2 separate regions of the Mus musculus genome follow, and region 1 is linked to region 2. Evidence: chromatin loops called from intact Hi-C (ENCODE). Cell type or tissue: gastrocnemius. All regions are shown on one strand. Links, peaks and the distances in the headings refer to the core of each region. The heading gives the core; the rest is flanking DNA.

Region 1 (11,129 bases), core at 1,000-8,999, 64 kb after region 2:
AAAAGTTGAGCCCAAGGTTCAGTGGTTACAGGAAATGAATCACCAGCTTGAGCTGCAAACTCCTTAGCTTCCTCTTTATTTATGCATTTATATGTTTCTTCTAATGAGCTGTGGCCCAAGGTCAGGAATTGGCCAGCTGTGGCTTGTCTAATCGAGGACCCTTGCAACACTGAGCTCCAGGGAACCACAGAGTGGGCTGCTCCCTGACCCTCTGTGTAAGCATAGCCTTGGTGTGTCTGCCTCTGCCTGCATTCGCTCACAACTATAATTGTTAAAATTGTTCTAATCTAATGAATGAATGAAAGACACACTGAATATGTCTTTTTTTTTTTTTTTGAGACATAGTTTCTCTGTGTAGCCCTAGATGTCCTGGAACTCACTTTGTAGACCAGGCTGGGCTCTAACTCAGAGATCCACCTGCCTCTGCCTCCCGAGTGCTGGGATTAAAGGCATGTGCCACCACTGCCCAGCCAAGGCAACTCTTTTTTTTTTGTTGTTTTGTTTTGTTTTGTTTTGTTTTGTTTTTTCGAGTCAGGGTTTCTCTGTGTAGCCCTGGCTGTCCTGGAACTCACTCTAGATGAGGCTGGCCTTGAACTCAGAAATCCGCCTGCTTCTGCCTCCTGAGTGCTGGGATTAAAGGCGTGCGCCACCACAATCAGCTCAGCTCCCTCCTGCCTCTTGGCCTCCCCCATTCTCCCTCACCCCGGCCGGGCGGCCGCATGTTAGTCACTGTTCCCATTGCCTTAACAAAGTGCCTGGCAAAAAGCAACTTAAGGAAGGAAGGGTTTATTTTAGCCCACAGTTTGATGGGGAGAGCACGGCAAGAAGTTAGGCAGCAGGCCACATTGTATCAGCAATCAGGAAGCAGAGAGAGAGGAGCACTGAGGCTCAGCTCACTGTGTCCTTTTTATTCAATGGAAGATCCAGGCCAGTGGGATAACGCCACCCACACCTAAAGTGGCTCTTCCCATCTCCTGGATTTCTAGCCTCCTCTACACCCCTCCAATGGTCCTGATCTTAGTAGCCAGGGAGGTTCTGTTACTGCAGAGCCAAGCCAGGTTACCTTTTCAATTGTGCCCTTCCAGCCCTCTGCTCCCTGGGTTGCCCAGCCTATGGCTGTAAGCCAAAGTGCCAAACATGGCCTACAAGATAGCAACAGCCTGTAAACTGTGGCTCACTGGACACTTCCTCCCACGCTCATTGTGACTCACAGCCGCCTGCTTGCTATGGTGATGCATCTGGGACCACTTTAGCCCTGGCCACAGAGATCATGCAGTTGCAGAGATAAGATAAAGCAGTTCTGTACTGCAAGTCATGAATGTACATCTCAGAGTAGGCTACGCAGCCTAGGCCAGACTACTTTCTGCTGATGATCAGCTCCAGTTGCCATCTAACACCAAGAGCAGCCTGCCCAGATGAGTCTGTCCTAAGAATTTGATCCAGTATGACCATAGCTGTTTTATCCACAGTTTATGTGTATAAGCATGCATGTACTTGCATGTGTGCACATGTGCATATTTATGTGTCTGTCTGCTTATGTTTCCATGGGTAACTGCATCTATGTGTGTACATGTGTGTTTGCTCACATGTGTATTTATACACGTGTGTGCCTGTGTTGGAGGGTATCAGACATGGTAACTTACATTGACAAACCTGCTTTTTCCCTGAACTCAAACCCTGACAGCCTCCCCAGTATGTCAGGTCTGGCCATGTGTTCTCAGGGAGGCAATTAAATGACTAAGAGTACTGAAGAAAAAGGGGGAAAAAACCCGGAAAATTGAGATTTATTCAATATATGCATTGGAAGAGGAGCAAAGAGGCTCTGTGACAGTACTTCCATGTCCGTGTGTGTGGTCCAGACACAAAGCTTAGGGTTAAATAGAGAGCAAGAGGTATGGGGAGCCACAATCGTCCCTGTCCACCCAACCCTTTATCACTGTCTGGGGAACAGTCTCTGTTGCAAAGTCTTGCAAAATTGTAACTCTTTGGCTGGCCCCGGGCCTCAGCCTTTTCCTTCTCCCAGCAGGGCTCAGCCAAAGAAATGTCAGTTTCTTGGAACCCATTCTCTTACCAATCTGATAGTTAAAGGTAGAGAGAGACAGCCAACTGTCTTTGACACAGCTTCCTTCCTGCCGGAAGTCCCTCCTGCCGTGCCTCCTTCATCTTTATATCTATAAGCAGCTGCCCTGCTGGGGCTGTTAAGTGTAAGCATAGCACCTTCAAATTTAACAGGTGTCAAATTTTAACAGGACCCTTGCCAGAGCATCCACATCCAGCCAAGGTAAGACTTAGGCTAAGGCCGTTTCTAGTTGCCAGGACCCTGTGTGCTCTGGGCACTCAGCACAGCTCAGTGCAATGCCCACAATACAGTCACTTGCCCCTGTCTCTTCCACTGGCTCAGCTAAACTTCAGGACCCATCAGCACTGCTTAAGTCTAAAAAGAATCTCGAGTGAATTTCCTTTGCTAGTTCTAGCATGGTGAGGCAGGGAGTTGCACCATAGCTGTCTGCCTGTGTGATTCCCGCTTCTCCAACAGGGATGGCCTAGCCACAGGTATGCACCCAGTCCTGAACACAAATATTGCTTTTTATATGTGCTGGGGAAAGGGCGAGTCCCACTAGGGATGGGAGCCGGGTACCCCACTCTCACTGTCACTATCTAGTATCTCAGAAAATGTCAGGCTTTAGGACCCAGAAAGCGACCAGGCTCATATGTTAAGTAGTTTGGTCCACTGTACTTAGTGAACACTGATAAGCTAATAACATTGTTGCATTAGGTGCGGGAGAAAGCTTGGGCATAGCTGAAAGAGAACTAAGATACCTGACGCATGAAGGATCTCTGAACAAGAATACTTCCAGACAGAGCGGAGCCAAATCGACCCATAGAGGTAGCAGTCAGCCAAATGGAGACTGCAAAAGACCTGGGGCTGGGGAGGAAAGAAGTGCCCTCTGGGCCTCAGTGGCTGCCAGGGTGATCTGCAATCAGCAATAAAACCCAGAGGGTAGAACCCACTGTGAAATGAGGAGCAGGCCAGACAGACTCCAAGGTAACCTGGCAAAAAACAATGCTGGGTGAGACCATGCCTGGCCGCAGATGTGGTCCGCCCTTGCCTTGTGGTCCGTGGTCAGTAGGATGCTGGAAGCTGCCAGCTGCACTGAGGCAGTGGGCTGGGACCATGGAAACGATGGAGACATCTCTAAGTACCAGTAGGAGACATGGACCTTAGGAGGGGCCTTGGGGACACACTTTAGGGCTCAGTGAGCTGAGTGGGAGTGGGGATAAGGAGATATCAGGGAAAGATAGCCTCACACAGAACTCAAGACAAATAGGAGCTTGTTTGTTTGTTTGTTTGTCTGTCTGTCTGTCTGTCTATGTGAGTTTGTGACAGGGCTCAGCCAGTACTTGCTACCAGGTCTGACAACCCTGAGTTCAATTCCTGAGAGCCACATAAAGAAGCTAAAGAGCCAGCTTTGGCAAGCTGTTCTCTGACCTTCACATGCATGCCGGGATGAATGGCAGGGACACACACGCTACCCCTCACAGAAATGTCACTTCAATTTTAAATTGATTTCTTAAGTTCTTATCTTACGTTATGAATCTTCTGTTTGCAGGTATGCCTGTGTACTACTTGTGTGCAGTGTCCACGAATGCCAGAGAGGGTGTTTGATCCCCTGGAACTGAAGTTGCAGGCGGTGGTGAGCCACCACGTGGGTGCTGGGATTTGAACCCTAGTCCTCTGGGAGGGTAGCCAGCACTCTAAACCACTGAGCTGGCTCTCCAGACCTCTAATTTATTATTTTGGTAGTTGTCTGCATTACACTAAGTTCTAGTAGGGGGCAATGGTGGACGCCTACAAGGAGGAGCAGCTGGATCCTCAGCAGGTGAAGGGCTTCCTGGACAAGAATGAAAAGCTGACTGCTCCCTGATGTCGCCGTGGAAGGAAAGAACCGCTTCAGACAGCTGCTCTCCACACACTTCCCCTCCCGTGGGTGGCACCGCGTGCCTGTGTTCACACACTCACCACATGTGCACACAACAGTAACGGCAAAGAAGGGACATCAGCCTGGACAGCTGTATCACCTACAGGACCATAAGTGTTTCTTCTGATCCAGTTGTCACTCTGAGTTGATGCCCTTTGGTGTGTACTTTATGTCTTTGGGTTTTGCCGTTGTTGTTGTTGTTGTTGTTGTTGTTGGCTCCCTTTCTGGGATGGGTGGATGTGCATATGTTGTGCCTCCCCAGGAAAAGTCTGTCACACAGCAGCCTGACAACTGGACTTTAAAGCCCAGAGCCCATATCAGGGGAGAATTGATTCCCACAAGTTGTCCTGGTGACACACAGACCATGAGACAATGCACTCCCACACATACGCGTACCCACACACAAAACACATGTCAACTAATTATGAATTTCAGAGTTTACTTTCTGATTCTCTGTTTCTTACCAAGAAAAAACAGAGGAGAATCAAAAGGGGTCATGGGAAGATATAGCCAAGGATGTACCTCTAGTGACCTTCCTCCAACAGGCCCCAACTTCTGCATTCACCAGTGAACGGAAATCTGTGCTTCTCTAATCTCCCAGGAGTCTTGGTTTCTTTTCCTGTTGCTGTGATAAAGACACCCTGTCAAAAGCAACTTAAGGAAGAAAATGTTGATTTGGCTCAAAACCCCAGGTCACAGCCCATCGAGGTGGCAGGGGGAGAGAGTAATTCACCCATGCTTGTTCTGAGCTCACTCTGTCTCATTCAGTGAAGGGCCTCCACCTCAGCCCTGAAATTAATATTTTTGTAGTTGTCCCCCACATTCAGGGTGGCCTTCCCACCTCAGTTCACTGAATTAAGAAACTCCCTCACAAGCATGCCCACCGGCTAATGTAAGCTACGTAATCCCCCAGAATCCCTTGAGAAGCCCCTCCCAGGTATTCCTGGTTGTGTCAAGTAGACTATTAAAACTCACCACATACTAGGTGCTTTTTAAAAATGTGTGCATGTGTGTGTGTGTGTTTGCACATGTGCACATATAGAGACTCAAGGGTGTTGCAGGGAAAGGGGCATCAGAGAACAGCTTTATGAAGCGGTTCATAAAGGAAAGGGTCTTTCATCTTTCCATGGGTTCCAGGGATCAAACTCAGGAGTCAGGCTCGCCTAACAGTGTGTCCCTCACTGAGCCAACTCATGGACCCTCCTGCATACTTCTTAATCAAGTTGACAAAATTAACCTCTGCAAAGGCATTCCCTTTGTTGTGGGTTTTTGCATTATTATAAGCACTGCTTCAATCTCCTTCTTTGTTCTAGGTCCTGCATGATTTTATTTTTGTCTCTTTGTGTCAGTTTTGATAGTTTTCACATTTACAGGCCCTGCAATTGTCAATGTATATACTTCTTCCAAAAGCAGGTGGCAGGGGCTGGAGAGTGGCTCAGTGAAGAGCACTTGCTGCAACTTCCACAGGACTAGAGTTCTGGTCCCAGCATCTACACTGCACAGTAGCAGAGCTACTCGTTATAGCGCTGGCTTCAGGGGAGCTGATGCCCTCTTGTGGCTTTCACCGGTACTGCAATGCATCCACTACCATAGCTCTTTGAGGAATAGGTAGTAATAACTTTTTCTACTTTTGATTATTTGAATATTTTCATTCTCTCTCTCTCTCTCTCTCTCTCTCTCTCTCTCTCTCTCTCTCTCTCTCTCTCTCCCTCTCCCCCTCCCCCTCCCCCTCTCCCTCTCCCTCTCCCTCTCCCTCTCTCTCCCTCTCCCTCCCTCCCTCCCTCTCTCGTCACCCCCCCTCCAATCAGTCTACTGAAGGCTTCTCAATTTTGACATTTTCTAGGAAGTAATTTCAGTTTCATTGATACTTATCCTTCCCTTTTGTCATTTAATAATTAGCACACTCTTGCATTTCATTAAGACATTCAGTTGGCAGTGAACTTGAGGCTTTCTCTTCCATGCTGAGGACTGACTTCAGAGACTTATGCTCTACCACGCAGATGCTCACAGCCCTCTTGGTTTATAACATGGCCATTAACAGCTAGACATTTCCCAGTTACATTTCAGGAGTTTCACGTGGTGTATTTTCACTTTAAATATACCACAGTATTTCCAAATTTCCCTTTTGATTTTTTTTCTTTGATTCATTGGAGAAGAATTTGATGTTGCCATCCAGGCACTTCAGTATCCTGAAGATCCAGTTGCTGAGGAAACTGAGGGAAGAGACCTACCACGAGGACACACAGAGACTAAGTAACCCAGCTTCACTTGGACTGAGTGAGACCCACTCCCCTTCTGACAATGCACAGTAGCCTACTGCCTTCTGCACTGACTACGTGCACACTCATCCCTCTCCAAACAGTGGATCTGGCTTCCTCAGAACCTCCTCAAACCCCTGCCTTCCAAGCACTGTGTGTACTCTCTGAAGAGTAGTACAGATTTCTCACTCCTAATGACAATCACATTAGACCGTTTCTACTTAACTTTCCTCCCAATGTATCCAGTAGGAAGAAGAGAAGCGCCGGTTTCTGGGGTATACACGCGGAGGCACATTGTGTCTGTTGAGAGACCTTGGAGGTAGACCTTTACCATCTTCTGCCTGTATATAGTTGCGCGTAAATATGATTAGAGTAAGATGCACTATGTGAAGAGGCACTCAGTATGACATACTCTACCAAACTACAATGTAACTAGCTGCGGCAAGCTCCTGTCTGCACAACCTCACTGCCTACCGTGGATGCACAACTGGGAGCCAAAGTAAAACCTTAGGTGGCTCTTGTCATTTGTTGCAGCGATGAGAAAAGTGTTAGTGTGTGGCTATGACCTTCTTTATATGTTTCTAAAAAGACAGTGTGCTGGGGGCATAGGTCATGGCAGGGCATGTTCTCGGCATGGCAGAGGTTCTGAGTTCAAGTCCCAGCACTGTGGGGGGAAACCCCAGAAAAAGCAAAACCAGGATTAGTGATGGGTGTGGGTCCTGGGGAGAACTAAGGTTGGTGGAGAGCTTGCTTAGCATGTGTGGAGCCCTGGGTTCCAGCACTTGAGGAGTAAGGGGACAAGATTAGGAGTTTAAGGCCATCCGGGCGACAGAGACTCTGAGGTTAGTCTGGGGTGGGATGGGGAGACACAGAGACAGAGAATCTAGTTTTGTATTACTGTTCTGGGAGGAACAGCTGACTAAGCGGCAGGAAACGGGGTGACCTCTCCACTGAGGCTCACGGGAAGGAGGAGGTGAGGCAGGGTGGGCAGGTTTAACCTGACATCATTTGAATGGTTTCAGCAAACACAGGACATTAGTTGCCATTCTGTGTCCAGACGAGGCTCAAGGGTGATATGGTCGGTGGTCTGGAGTGTGAGCCCAAGAGAGAAGTGGCTGAGGGATTAATTTGACCTTAACAGGCAACCCTAGAGGGCAGACCTCTAGTCAGAGCCTCCTGTTTGAATCAAATGGGTGTTAAAAAGAAAAGCTATCACAGAGCTGCCGTTAGGCCTAATGACTTGAGTTCAATTTCTGAGAGGAAAGCTAACTCCTATAAGGCATTCTCAAACCAGTGTGATGAATTCAGGATATCTCTGGTGACATGGCCTCTGCTCACTGCAGCCTTAGTTCTACACAACAATCGAACCGTGCACTGGCGACACCGAACAGAGCCAATGAACACTGCATATGAAACTTAATGATTTACGTACAGAAAATGCACCTTTAACACATGTCTACCCCTATTTCCCAGCATGCATCAACCCATCTTTGTATTGTATTGGTTGGATGTGTTGGTTCTTTGTTGGCTTAACAGTGCCTCCTCTGGCAAAGGACCCAGCACTCATATCAGGGGGCTTGCAATTGCTTGTAACTGCAGTACAGGGGATCTACCCTCCTCTGGTTGTACCTATACACACAGTACACATAAACTCACACAGGCTCACAACGCACACATATACACACAAGCTTAAAAATATTTTAAAACTGCTGCTCAAGTTGCATCTTTTAAAATTCAGAAAGAAAAGATGGGGCTTGGGAACTGGCTCAATGGTTAAAGTACTTCTTGCACAAGACGGACAACCTAGTTGAGATCTCTATAAGCCACATTACAGAAAAGGGAGATGTCAAAGGGTATCTATCTGTTACCCCAGCATTGACAGGGAAATGGGGAACAGGAGACTTTCCAGCAGCTCCCAATGGAGCCTGGCAAATACAGTGGAGAATGAGACCCAATCTCAAAGTGGAAGGTGAGGACCGTCAGCCCACTGACTTCCACATTGTGTACTGAGAGTCAGACACACACACACACACACACACACACACACACACACACACACACACACAGAGAGAGAGAGAGAGAGAGAGAGAGAGAGAGAGAGAGAGAGACACACAAAATTAGAATAGAATTTCCAGGGGTTTCTGAAAATGGCTCTAACACATCTACCATTTGTATTATGCATTATGTGAAGTGAATACCGACAGCTACCTTCAGCCCATAGCATCAAATATTTAGCTAACATTTAACTAGATAAACTAGCACATGGGCCTTATTAGTACACAACTTTGCTTTTTGTCTTAAATGAGTGCTGTGGTGGCTTGATGAGATGTTGGAAGATGTTGGGGCTGTGAAATGGCTGTCCAAGAGAGCTGCACACACGAAGTGGAGCCAGCCCACCAGATGCACGTATGCTGCAGACGGCAAGCCTGGAGGGGCAGAGGCACCTAAGCCCTTTGACACAGGACATGGGGCTAGAGAACTGAGTTCATCCTGCTGGGCTTCGGTCTTCCTTTCTGGTTCAGTATGTTCTCTGTGCGGACTCCTTCCTTTCAGAACAGTGATATATGTCCTGTACCACTGTATGGGGGAAGTCTGTTATTTGCTTTTCGGTTTTACACATCGCCCTGAGTCTCAGAAGAGACATTTGATGTTCAACTTCACGAACTTTGCATTTTTATGAGGTCACAAGACTATGGGGGAGGCCAGGGAATGGAATGCGGGTGTTGGAATGAGACACCACCGACAACCTGACACATTTGATTGCTTTCTCTGCAGTTGGCGATGCTGTGTGGGGAGTCGTAGGGTGTGTGGTCATGTCGGAGCACCTGCCTGTCACTGAGGGAGGCTTTCTGGGTTTCACTTGCCCCATTGCTAGTTTTCTGTTTCCTGTCTGCAGCTCAAAATGTGAGCCCTCAGCTTCTGCTCCAGGCTGCTGCCATGCTTCCCTCTCATGACAGGCTCTGACTCCTCTGGAACCATAAGCGCAAATAAAAGAAAGCTGCCTCGGTCATTGTGGGTTGTTTAGTTTAGTTTTGTTTTGAGACAGGGTTTCTCTGTGTGGCCCTGGATGTCCTGGAACTCACCCTGTAGACCAGGCTGGCCTGGTCATCATGATTTATCCCAGCAATATAAAGGTAACTAATACAAATGATAAAATTATGTTTATACCAGACAATGTTTTAAAATACAATGATTTACTATCAATAAATGTCTAGTGTGTGTACCTATTTTCTATACTCAGGGACACATAAAAATTCTTCAGGGGCTGGAGAGATGGCTCAGTGGTTAAGAGTACTGACTGTTCTTCCAGAGGTCCTGAGTTCAATTCCCAGCAACCACATGGTGGCTCACAACCCTCTGTAATGGGGACCGGATGCCCTCTTCAGGTGTGCCCGAAGACGGTGATAGTGCACAAACATACATGAAATAAATAAATCTTTAAAAAAACAATTCTTCAGGCAGAAGGAGCCTAGGATGAGAAAGGTTTGAGAAGCTCTGAGCTGGAGCTGAATTGGGGTAATGGTGGACACCGCCCAGATGACCTTCCAGCTAGAAAACCATCTCGGATGTCTAAGGTGACAGGTATGGTATACTCATTGTGATCATCACTGAGAGATTTATATTTCAAGCTTTCATGCTGTGAGCCTTGAGTACTCATACATTTATAATTAAAACTTGAGAATAAAGATATAAATGTGGGACACATTAAGAGCAATAAGGAATTAACAAGCGAAATTTAAGAGTCAGAGACGGGAGATCTCTGGGATTGCTCGTTAGTTTATTTGCTGGGTTCTATCAGAGAAGACTTGTCTCAAACAGAGGAGAGGACACCTGAAGAGTAGGTGCATGCACACACACACACACACACACACACACACACACACACACACACACACACACAACCAGTCCCCCCCCTAAGCAAAACCAAACACACAGCGACACAGAGCTCCCGCTTCTTTGCCAGGTTGTATTTAAGCTTCATTTCCCTGTAGAAGCTTCTGCTGCCCACTAAGCTCCTCCACCCCACAGGCACCAGGCCTTGACTGCCACCTCAGCAAGGGCACATCAGTCTCAAGTGTGCACTGATCCTGGAGCGGCCAAACTGTTCAGCTCCACTCGTGCAGCTCAGACAAGGGGAGGGCAGAACCTGCAGGCCTCTGGAGGAACCCCGTGAGGGGTCTGCAGCACACTTGGAGGCTTTGCTCTGCTGCCTCTCAAGGTCATCACCACATTGGTCACCCAGGCTCAGTTGGGGGCGGGTCCCAGAGTTGGGGGCCTGGCTGTTGGCCCAAGATCTGTAGGACTCACTGTGGCCAGACCCTGGGACCTCCCAACCTCTCAGGCTTCGTGACTTCTGAGAGGTGAAGGGTAAGACTATCTTCTATCAGTCTGCCCTTCACTCACACACACACACACACACACACACACACACAGAGAGAGAGAGAGAGAGAGAGAGAGAGAGAGAGAGAGAGAGAGAGAGAGAGAGAGAGAGAGAATGAACAAGCAGACAGCTGTAAGAAGAGAGGAGGAATTTTATTGTGTTGGACAGATCTTACTCTCACGGTGAAACCCGCGTGGACTAAGACATCCACAGAGTTTAACCTCATCGCCAAGTGAGGTGTTGGTTTGAATGGACAGAGTAGGACACAGTTTCTTTAAAACCCCTAAGCTCTCTCTCCATTTCCCCTTTTTTTGGGTAGGAAAACAGAGTGCTTGGTAGTCTCTGTTGCACTGCCGACCTTGGGTGAGTAGAGTTTGCATCTGGCTAAGGGAATGGTGCCCACTTCTTTGTTGAGCCCACCGGGGTCAAGTAAGGCAAGCAGAAAGCACAGGCTGGGAAAGTCCACGGCTCCACGCCCTGCTCATACGGTCGGTCACGGACCCTCCACAC
Region 2 (11,129 bases), core at 1,095-9,094:
CGGCTCCCCTGGTCCCCACAGTAGCAGCTCTGGACTCAGTCCATTAGCCATGGCTTCACCAAGTCACCTTTAAAAGTTTGTCCTTAAGCAAAACCTCTCTCTGCTCCCTGCCTGCAGCCCCAGGGGAGGCTCTAAAGGCAACGTGACTGCCCCTCCACTCCTTCAGAAACAATGGGCAGACAGCCGAAGGAGAACCAGCGAAGCAAGTGTGGAAAATCCCCCAATTTTACAATGTCAACTGCTGAATGAGGGAGAAGCCGGTGTCTGTGCCCCCGCGTGTCCGCCCGCGGGACTGCACGCCGGGGATAAGGGGGAGGAGGGAGGAATTGATCTCTTGGTTCTCAGACTATAAGGACACATGATGGGTAGGGAATTATGTTCGCTGGCTTAATCTTTTCTCCAAACAGAAGTATGGTAACACGTTTTCATTCACATCCTACCACTAGCCATCCTTTTCTTTTTCCTCCGTATTAGCTCAGAGCTCTGAAGTATGCAGTCTGAGGACAAAAGTAGGAACAAAGTAGATGCAAACCCCGAGGCTGGGTACTCCCTCCAGCAAACATTTATAGGGGTTTCTCCTTTTCATGTGCATTCCTAGGACTATGGAGGGAGCCTTGGCTACCAGGGAGAGAAAAGGAACAACAAATAGAACCCGCACGAGTCCCGGTGACAGACAAGCCTCATCGACCTCACGGGCAATCCACAGCAAACCCTTGGTGTCACATTTCTGCCAGTTTTTCAGGGGAAAGAGCCTGGTGAAGACTGGCTAGTCGGGCTACAAAGCCTCACTCCTTGACCTAAGACGGGGGATTTGACTTCCGGGTAGTTCCCACTCACCAATTGCCTCCTCCGGAGTATCAAGTTGCACCTGCTGGGCTTCTTATAAATAGGGAGAGTAGGCAAAACCTTCTCTGTGAGAATTTAGGAAAGAGAGGGGCTTCCTGGCTGAGGAGGGGGCTCTTCAACCGTTCTGGCAAGAATGAAGTTTGAGGAAGCAGCTTCTCTTGATGAGATGTCAATCCCTGAGCCAGTGTGCTATGGCTACCTCTGCAGTTTGTCACAGGGACAACCACCCACTGGGTACCTATGCCAGACTCTTCTGCTCTTGTCAGACTTCCGTTTTCCCTTAGGGGCAGCCAAGCATAGGTGGGTCTCTTGGCAGTAAAGCCTAGTGCACTGACCCTCCGCTTTTTCCTCTGGCCCCGGGGGAACAGAGATGAACACAGGCTGGACGCCACACGGCCAGGGAACAGAGTGAGAGAATTTGTCTAGCTCTGGAGAGCTCTAGACCTTCGTTTTCACTTTTGTGGAACGATTGTTTTAGCTCGTTCTTGCAAGGCTTGCTAGTGGGATTGGAAATAACATAACTGCTATGTCTAGTACTGGAACAACTCTGTTTGGGATTGACCTCTTGGTAGATCCTTAGCATCTGAGCAGAACCATCAGATGGGTTAGCTGGCAGCAATGCTGTGTAAATCTGGATTGCTGTCATCCAAATCCCATGCTGGAATGCCGCCCTGGTCAACTTCTAAAGGGAGCGCCCTCAGCACACTGCTGTGTCGCCATACCTAACCAGAATAAATCATTACCAAACAGACTGCCCTTGGGTTTCTCTGGGCCAGGGGCAAAAGGCCCTGGGTGTCACCAAGGACACCTGTTGCCCTGGTTCTAGGTCATTATGTAGTGTGTTCAGGGCCATGTGGCGGTCTGACCATAGTGGTAACTTCTGCAATCTGCCTGCAAAACATGTCCTCTCTCTCTCTCTCTCTCTCTCTCTCTCTCTCTGTGTGTGTGTGTGTGTGTGTGTGTGTGTGTGTGTGTGTGTAGGACAGAGGACAATGGACAACCTTGGATATTGGATATTGTCCTTTGAGAGGTACACCTTAGTTTCTGAGACAGTGTCTCACATTAACCTGCTGCCTTATAGGCTAGACTGGCTGGCTTGCAAGCCCCAGGGATCTGCCTATCTCTTCTTCCCCAGCAGTCCTGGGCTTGCAAACACAGGCCAAGTATCCCTGGCATTTTATACCTGGGTTCTGGGTACCGAACCCAGGTCCTGAGTCATGCACAGCAAGCACTTTACCAGCTGAGCCCAGTTTCTTCACATTCCTGACAAGTTGGATATAAGTGTGTCTGCATTCTCTCCTGATCTCACCGTTTGGGAGGGCTTTCCTCTTAGCTCTTATTTGTGTGTGTATGTGGGGTGGGGTGGGGGTTCAAGACAGGGTTTCTCTGTGTAGCCCTGACTGTCCTGGAACTCTCTCTGTACACCAGGCTGGCCTCGAACTTAAGAAATCCGCCTGCCTCTGCCTCCCAAGTGCTGGAATTACAGGCATGCACCACCACTGCCCAGCTGCTCTTTTTTTTCAAGTCTTTTTTTTTTTTTTTTAACTTGCAGTCAATGCTTTGGACCACTATTGCCACCCCCTCCCCTTCTCTCCACTTTTTGACCCACCCCTTAGCAGGACAGATCCAGGGCACTACCCAGGGGTACTTGCTGTGGGCACCTGAGCCTGGCCTGGCAGTGGGAGCACCTCCCAGAGGCCACTCTGGCCTGAATCCAAACACCCAAGCCCCTCCCAGCTACCCTAGGCTGTGGAACTCTGCACAGGTCATTTCACTCCCCACCTCCAGTTGTTCTGGCCGCCTAAGTATAGCTAGGGGCCCAGTACAGAGTACAACATGGGCGACGGGACCTTCCACATGTTATAGGCTGCATAGATTACTACTAGAGCCTCCAACTTGCAGCCTAGGGCCCAGGCGACCCTCCACTACAGGCAGAGCACCAATCAAGGCTGCAGATACTGCTGCCAATGTAAAAAAAAAAAAAATCACGAAGGTTGGAATTTTAATTTTTTTCTAATGTTGGTTCACTATTTTGTTTGTTTGTTTGTTTGTTTGAGTATGACCAGGATCAAAACAGGGCACACTGGGCGAGAGGGACAAATAAAGCTTGTCCTCTGGTCTCTGCACACATTTCGGTTTATCTTCAACTGAGGGCTTTGGGTCATTGTCCCAGTGCCTCCAGGGGACTGGTGATATCCACGTAAGAGCCGGATCCATGCCCTTAACGTCTCTCTTCCTTCCCCACCCTTACTGGTAGTCCTAAACCACCTGGTGGTCCCGACTCCCAGCGCTCTCGAACTTGGAACTTCCTATCCTTCAATGTGAAGGTCAAAGCCTCCGTATTCCCGTGGGAGACAGAGAGCGCAGGTAACACAAACTACCATAACCAGAGAAGGTGAAAAAACTCGGGCTCCCAAACCCAGGACCAATGCCCAAAAGAGCCACCCACTCGTAGGCTCGGGACAACCCAGTCGCCACCCACAGGTCTGCGAGCTGGATCCAATGCCCTTTCCGTAGCGACCGGCGTTGACAGTGTGAGAGACACGCGACCCGTCGCCCAGCTCTGGCCTGTGCCTGGGCCTCCTCCGGCCCCGCCCCTCCCCCAGGGCGCTCCAGAGGCGGAGCGGAGGATCGGAGCGGGCGGCGACAGCAAGAGGCGCCGCGAGGGCGGGCCAGGGGCGGGCCGGGGCGGAGCCGCGACGAACTGCGGAGACGCGGCGGCGCACGGGGCGGTGCAGAGCGTTCTCGGCGCTGAGCTTTGCGGGCGGGTGCGGGCGCGCGCGGCTGCGGGGCGCTGTGGCGGGGGCCGGGCTGTACGCTAGCCGAGCCGGGATCGGGGCGGGGAGCAGCCACGGCGCCGCCGAGGCCCGGGGCCCGCGACGCTGCGCACAGCCTGGGCGCCGAGTAGCCGGGCCGGGCCGGAGCGCGGGCGGCGGTGGCGGCGGCGGTGGCGGAGCAGCTGCGCCCCCCGCCCTCCCAGGCCCGGCGCCCGGGCCGCTGGCGATGGTGACACATGCGGCGGCGGCGCGCCGGCGGCAGGACCATGGTTGAGCGCGCCAGCAAGTTCGTGCTGGTGGTGGCGGGCTCGGCGTGCTTCATGCTCATCCTTTACCAGTACGCGGGCCCGGGGCTGAGTCTGGGCGCGCCCGGTGGCCGCGTGCCCCCCGACGACCTGGATCTCTTCCCCACGCCGGACCCACATTACGAGAAAAAGTACTACTTCCCGGTGCGCGAGCTGGAGCGCTCGCTGCGCTTCGACATGAAGGGCGACGACGTGATCGTCTTCCTGCACATCCAGAAGACCGGCGGCACCACCTTCGGCCGCCACCTAGTGCAGAACGTGCGCCTCGAGGTGCCCTGCGACTGTCGCCCGGGCCAGAAGAAGTGCACCTGCTATCGGCCCAATCGCCGCGAGACCTGGCTCTTCTCTCGCTTCTCCACGGGCTGGAGCTGCGGGCTGCACGCTGACTGGACCGAACTCACCAACTGTGTGCCCGGTGTGCTAGACCGCCGCGACCCAGCAGGTCTGCGTTCGCCCAGGTGAGCGCCCGCTGCGGGAAAGTGTGATGGCGGGGGGGGGGGGGGGTACCCCTAAGCCCCGGGCCAGATCTGCCCTCTCCTCTCTTGGGGCCCCTTCCAGTCTGCGGGATCCCAGGATTCCCATCTCATCCTTCCCTACACCTGCCACTCCTGACCTCTGATCCCTCTTTTCACCCTCTGTTCCGTGCCTCTCCTCGCCACTGGCCTGTCTGCGCAGTGCCCAGACTTCCTCCTGGGTCACTGCCCGCTGCTCTCTGTCCACCCTACCTGCTATGCACTGCGGGCTAGCCTGAGAGATAAACCTCGGGGACTAGAGGTCCAGGCTTGGCTCTAGAGGCAGAAAAACAGGTGTGTCTCTGTGTGCATGTGTAGCCCGTACCCGTCTAGTACTAAAAGTGGAGCAAGAGAAATGCGGTTCCTCTTCCTGTGCACCTGTGGTATCTCCAGGCCCTCCGGTGCCTGCCAGCCTGGGGAGGAGCTGCCAGGAAAGGGGTGGGCTCTGCCTGCCGGTGTGTGCAGGTAGAACAAAGGCCCGTGTGACCCAGACTGAAGTCGGAGAGAAGGCAGCACTACCTGGCCTCCCCAGCCACAGAAGTGGAACAAAAGCCTCCAGTTGAGGACTGACTTCCCTAGAAATCTATCCACCGGCCAGGTTAGGGATAGCTGAGACCGTCAAAGCTACTTGTAAAGCCAGGGACCTCCCAGCAAGGCCCATCACTCTCCTCCTTGTCTGGGGATGTGAGTGAGGGCCAGCCCCTCTGAAAGCACTTTGTAAAGTTGAGATTGTAGCCCTGTTTCTGTTGGTGCCCAGTGATCCTCCTGGGATTACCTTCTTCCTAACCCGCCCCACCCCACCCCAGGAATTAGGGCTTCTAGCCTGCCTTTGTTTCTCTTCCATATTTGCTGTAGGACTGAACTTACAGAGGAGCTAGGAAGTGGGTGTGGACAAATTTTAACTGAAGTCGCTATTTTCCTTGGTACACTTGGGGCAGGAAGGTGCTGGCTCTCCTGTGGGGTTGGGACTCTAGGGTCCAACCAACCTGGAGCTGTTTGCATGCTTTACAGGCTGCTAGAGTTGAGTGGTAGATACACACACTGCACCCCACGCCTAGCAGTGCTCAAGCCAAGTGGAGGTATTCCATGGCCCTAACCTGGACCCAGAGTCTCCTTTCCAGGCCCTCGAAACTGCTTCCTGTCCACATAAGCTCTGCCGTACACACGTACATGTTTCAGTTCCAGGACCCATCCCAATAGTTCAGCCATGCTATGCTTGAGTCCAGGTCTGGCCATAGCAGCTGTCCACTGATCCACCAGTCAAGGCTGTGGGTGCCCATTGCTGGGCACACGCCAGCAGGCCCAGGGAAGTCCTCTCTGTCAGCAGGACGTGGGGCTTGAAACAGTGGACATGCTAATCATAGGAGGTCTAGGCAAACTGCATGCATGCTGCTCTTAGAGCTGTAGAGAGGCCAGAGCTTCGGGGTGAGCCTACCCCTCACGGACCACACTGCCCACAGATTGTAACAGAGTGAAGGACCACAGTGCCCCTTGACTAGAAGTTTATCAGAGGCTCATGATGGAAGGAACAGGGAGGTGCATGGCCCCAGATGCTGTTCACAGGCCTTGACTGCCTGCAGAGGGTGTAAGGGCCAGGGATGAAGAATGCAGGGTGGTCTACTGATTCCCCCCTCCTTGGGGGAGGGGAGGGCGGGACTTGCTGACTCAGCAACAATGGGCAATGTGGGGAGGGGCCCCCAGGGCTCGTGGTTCCAAAGCTTGTAACTGTGCCACCCAATAGGTGACACTGGGTTTCTCTTCATAGTGCTCCATTTGTTTAAGGCACTAGGTAAATGACTTCCCCTCCCCCGCCACCTCTGGCCCCCCAAACTAATCTAAGAGACTTTTATGTATTGAACTCCTGGCTGCCCCTGAGTTCCCCAGCTGACTCCCATCTGCCCAGGGACCCTGTCACTGTCAGGGTTGACTGCCTGATGGCTGGTGTTAAGTGGCACTCACTGTTACCCTTTAAGGCCCGATCCCCCCCCCCCAAGACTCCTTGCAAACTAGGGTGGGCCTTCTCTTCCTCTTTTCTCTGCCCTCAGGGTTATGGTAGAGCTTGAACAAATTACTTTACCCAGCTCCCAACCTCCTCATGGCACATCTGCCTGGGGCTGCTCTGAACTGGGGACACATCTGGGTGACTCATGAGGCCGGGCAGGTCCTCCACTCCTTCCTAGGTTTATAACTTACAAAATCGATTGGTACTTCCTGCTTCGGTAGGGGAACAGGTGTGAGCAATGCATTGGAGGTCTCTGTGGCCTCTGCCTACTACGGACGTCTCACATCTGTTAGCAAAAGCCTGCGTGCTTACAAGACCAGTCTGGAGAGACAGAAGGCTTGCTGGCTAGCCTTGGACATATGGAACTGCAGGGGATGAGTGTTACCAAGGACCATTGGCACCTGGGCCAGCTCTAGTCTGACAGTGTGACTATCTGGCTCAGAGAACTCTAACCCTGATGGACATAGCATGCCCCAGGGGTCTGGTGAAGCCCAGTTGGTGGCTCTGGGCTCAGTTTGGTGACATCATTAACAGATAGGGGTGGGAGGTTTGAATGCCACTCAGGGGTGGTACCAGCAGTCCGGACCTACTGCGCCCTCCGGGGTCCAGTAGAGAGGAAGAGGAGGTGTCTTGCATTATGGTAAGAGACCTTGAGTCTCCCACACTCCCCCTTCTGTTGTAGTGATGGTTTTCTGTGACTGAGTAGGAAGAGGAGAATCCATATTCCTCTCCCATGGTTTTGCATATGTTGGCCATCATGAATAGCTCAATCTGTGGCGACTGCAGCCAGGCCCTCTATGTGCCCACTCTTCACTGCCGCGTGATAGAACGGGAGCTTTCTTCTTCACTTCTGTAGGAAGTGTCAAGTGGACACTCCTGTGTGCAAATATTTTACACAGCTTCCGTTTTCTTTGGAAATTCCTCTGAGGGGAATATCTGAATGCTTGGCAGCTCTGGTGAGTGTCCAGGTTAGTTTACTCTTGGGGACATCCTTGCTTCGTGCTTTCTAGCCAGTGCCATCAGAGTACCCTTCCCAGCTGCCACCTCCCTGGGATCATGACTGTGGTTTTAAAAAGTTTTCTTGGGCTAGGAATGCAGCCGAGTTGATTGAGTGCTGGTCCAGCATGCAGGAGGCCCTAAGTCCTATCCCCAAATACAAACCAGATATGGGGGTGTATTCCCTACAGAGAGTGGGAGCAGCCGGGTCAGAGGTCAGGGTCATCCTTGGCTATATAGTGAATTCCAGCCTGTGTTACATGAGACTGTGTCTCAAAAGCAGCAATAACAAAGTTTTTCTTTGCTTTTCCTTTAAAAGGTAGAACCCAACTCAGGAAACCACTTTTATTTTTTCAAAAGGAAGAAAATAACTATTATTACATTTTACTTATTTAGTGTGTGCACATGTGTGTGTGCATGCATGTATGTGTGTGCATGAGTGTGCGTGCACACGTGTGTGTGCTTGAGTGTGCATGTGCCCGCCATGGACATGTATCAGAGGTTAGAGAACAACTTCTGGAATTCAGTTATCTCCTTCCACCATGTGGGGTTAAGCGATCGGGTCTTAGGTTTTATGGCTGGCATCTTTTATCTACAGAACTGTTCTTCTTACTGGTTCCCGAGCATTTTCTGTTTGCTTGTTTTGTTGTCTTTAGTGAACAAAAAGTCCTTTGTGTGTGTGTAAACCCCTGCCCTGCTCATACCTTTGAGGTGGCACAGCCTTGTAGAGAACAGGGCAGTGTCCTGTCACCCCAGTTGCCTCCCCACCGGCTTAGGGATGTGTACAGCAAGGGTCAGAGGGCAGACTGAGGTGCTGGGGGTGGGGCAGCACTTGTCCAGAGCTCTTGGTGGTGATCTCAGTTGGCCCTGTGGCTTGCTGGCAGTTTTGTCCCCCATGTGATGATTTTGATGTTTGGCCCTTTAAGAGGTGGAGCCTAGGTGATTTGGTTATTTGAGGACACCTTCCTGAAAAAGGATAGGGAGATCCCTGCTAGTTCTTAAAAGTGAATCTGGGCCTTCCTATGGATGCTCTGTGGCTTCCTGCCAGCCCTGTAACTAACCTCTCTTGCCCACGAACCTACCATGATGTCATCTCTGCACAAGGCCCTCACTAAATCTGAGCTGCTGCTGACATCATGTCCTTGAACCTCTAAAACCCGAGTTAGTCAACTTTGCTTTGGAAAGCACCCAGCCCAGGGGATTTCATTACAGCAGTGGGACACAGTGGGAGAAGTCCTCAACACCCACATATAGCAGCCGTGGGAACACTGGCCCGTTTAAACTCATCAGAGTGTCAAGGCCTGGGGCAGCATTTGGATATCTGTCCATTCCCCAGCCCTGTGCTTCTGCTGCCTCCTGCAGCCACAGAATCAGGCTGTATTGGCTTCCTATACCTAGACAGAAATGTACAATTGTGCTTGAAACTTGAGCCATCTATCTGGCTTACTAGAAACCACCCGACAGCCTTTGCCCCTTTGCTGCAGGGCAGGAATCAAGCCACGTCCTCTTGGCTCTAAAAAGGGAACACCGGTGAGGTCTGCTGATGGCTGCGGTGGCACATGGCATCTTCCAGTAACCTCCCCTGCATGACTGGATTGTTCCCCGGTGACTCCTTAGTGCCTGGGTACCCACGCCACCAGTATCCTGGGAAAGGTGGATGGGTAAGAGACAATGTTGTGAGACCATGGCCAACCTGTCTCCGTCTGCTTGGCGCTCTACACACTTGAGTGGGGAAGCTGGAAGCCTGTCTACACTTCCTCTGCTGTCCCTAGTGCAAAGGACTTGAGAGATGTTTCCAGAGCAGACGTGAAGCCACAGATAGTGTTGGAAGGGACTGTCATCAGGGCTCCCCACTCACCTAGTGGGTTTCTTTTTTCTTTTTTTTTTTTTTTTTTGGTTTTTTGAGACAGGGTTTCTCTGTATAGCCCTGGCTGTCCTGGAACTCACTCTGTAGACCAGGCTGGCCTCGAACTCAGAAATCTGCCTGCCTCTGCCTCCCGAGTGCTGGGATTAAAGGTGTGTGCCACCACACCCGGCACCTAGTGGGTTTCAAAAGCACAAGAGACCATGCTTTGGAGAGCAGTTAGAGAGGGGCTGGTCAGTCCATCAGGCCAGACTCCAAACTGAAGCTTTGAACATTCCCACCAGGCTCTTTCTACCCAGTGAATAACCTGTATGCCCTAGGGGCAGGTACCGCTCCCCCTCCCCCACCTTCAGGGTCTATCAGCAAGGTCATACAACTCTCCTGTAAGTGATGTGGGCAGCGGCCTCTCCTATGTGTAGGGTTTTGCCCTCTGGAACCAGGGAAGGTTCAGGCATGTTGCTGAAAGCTGGTGGCAGCAATGACTAGGGGGCCATAGAGGTACCTAGAGATAGCCTAAGTGGAGAGAGAGAGCCCAGGTGTTAGTGTCTCGTCTGCCTTAAAATTCAGGCAGGCCTGTCATTTGCTGGCTGTTGAACTTCTAATCTTGCGTGTCCCAGAATAAAATGCCCCTTCCTGCTTTAGTATTGTTCCAAGTCCCCTGAGTACAGGGTCTGTCACTTTGCAGAAACAGCTTGTATATTTCCACACAGAGAGAGCTAAAAGCCTGACCTCTGAGTGGAGAGAAAAAAACTCTCTAACGAGAGAGTTTCTGGACAGACGAGACTCTCCAGCTTCCAGATAGTTCCCACTGGAGACACAGTCTTGGTGGGAAGCTGGGGCCAGGCAAACCTGGCTTGGATAAGTCTTTTTCCCTCTACCACTGGCCTCTCTGAGGCCAAGCCCGGTCTGTGGACACTGGGGGCCTGGCTAGAGCTCACCCCTCTAGCAACCCTTTCCAGCGTTTAGTCTGCACACCTATTCATGCGTGAAACTTGTCACGTTGAGGAGGCTTCTCTACCCTCCATGACTGACCGGGGTTCTGCCCACCTTTTGGAGGCTCCACCCTACTCCCAGCTTTCCTGGGTTATTCATTCATTGACTGCGTTGCAGACTTTGGCCTGGGCAGTCTGTCACAAGAGACAAAACCAAAGTTCCAAGAATTATCAGATGTTCTATGCACACAGGGCTTAGGTACCAGAGGAGGGAACACACAGTAACCTGCCTGTCCATGCCCTAGCGGCATGTGTCATGTGAAGTTCCAAAGCTGGATCCTCAAAACTAGAGGGAGCCTCTTCTGTCTTGTGACCAGAGCCAGTGACTTTGGGATTCAGTAAACACATCTCCATTTTTGTGGTCAAGATGTCTATCTACCACTGGGGTCTAAAGAGGGACCAGTGACCTCTTGGTGCCTCCAGCTTGAGATTGTGCCCATGTCTAGTGGGAGCCATAGCCACTTACAACCCCTTGAGTTCCACAGTCTGCCAACCAGGAGGGCCCAGCTCCCCATCTGGAGAGCAGGCTGTCTGTGGCACCATGATGGGCATGGCTGAGCAGGGCCTTGCACATATGTATGGCGCTTTGGAGAGAAGCCATTCCCCACAGCCCTGCATCTGGCCCAGCTTTGAAGGCCGTGAGCCATGCAACTGCCTCTGTTTGTTTACATGGGGAATGTTAAAAGGCCCAGCAGCAGGGACATCAGAACAAATCAGTAGTTGTCTGGAAAGATAATAAATGGATGGATTCAACTGGGAATTAATGGTTTACAGAACTGTAAAGCACAGAGGTCAGTGGTCAAAGCCATCACCACCCCTGGTCATGAGCAGGCTC

Evidence for each region. A loop is a pair of places that touch in the nucleus more often than their neighbours do. Peaks named below come from ENCODE experiments on the same cell type or tissue, not always from the same donor. Only the 100,000 strongest peaks of a DNase experiment are listed, where the experiment ranks them.
Region 1: a loop joins it to region 2, with 8 times the contacts of the local background. A loop is called at or near these places in 20 of 42 quality-filtered maps.

What each region holds. Positions count from the first base shown.
Region 1 is chr1:36,129,276-36,140,404 of GRCm38, forward strand. Gm33280 (a long non-coding RNA gene) reads left to right here and starts at 2,710. Exons shown (of 3, transcript XR_003948643.1): 1 at 2,710-3,046; 2 at 3,612-5,588; 3 at 6,137-7,946. Uggt1 (UDP-glucose glycoprotein glucosyltransferase 1) reads right to left here. Exons shown (of 41, transcript NM_198899.2): 41 at 10,753-11,129. In gastrocnemius, for the core only: a CTCF peak has its summit at 5,531 (motif pointing left); DNase peaks (open chromatin) are centred at 1,146 and 5,527.
Region 2 is chr1:36,064,799-36,075,927 of GRCm38, forward strand. It overlaps Hs6st1 (heparan sulfate 6-O-sulfotransferase 1), which reads left to right and starts at 3,602. Exons shown (of 2, transcript NM_015818.2): 1 at 3,602-4,386. The coding sequence starts at 3,860. It overlaps Gm39624 (a long non-coding RNA gene), which reads right to left and starts at 1,445. Exons shown (of 3, transcript XR_865341.2): 1 at 838-1,445. In gastrocnemius, for the core only: a CTCF peak has its summit at 4,165 (motif pointing left); DNase peaks (open chromatin) are centred at 2,612, 3,504, 3,828, 4,142 and 2 more places; H3K4me3 peaks cover 4,808 bases; H3K27ac peaks cover 4,898 bases.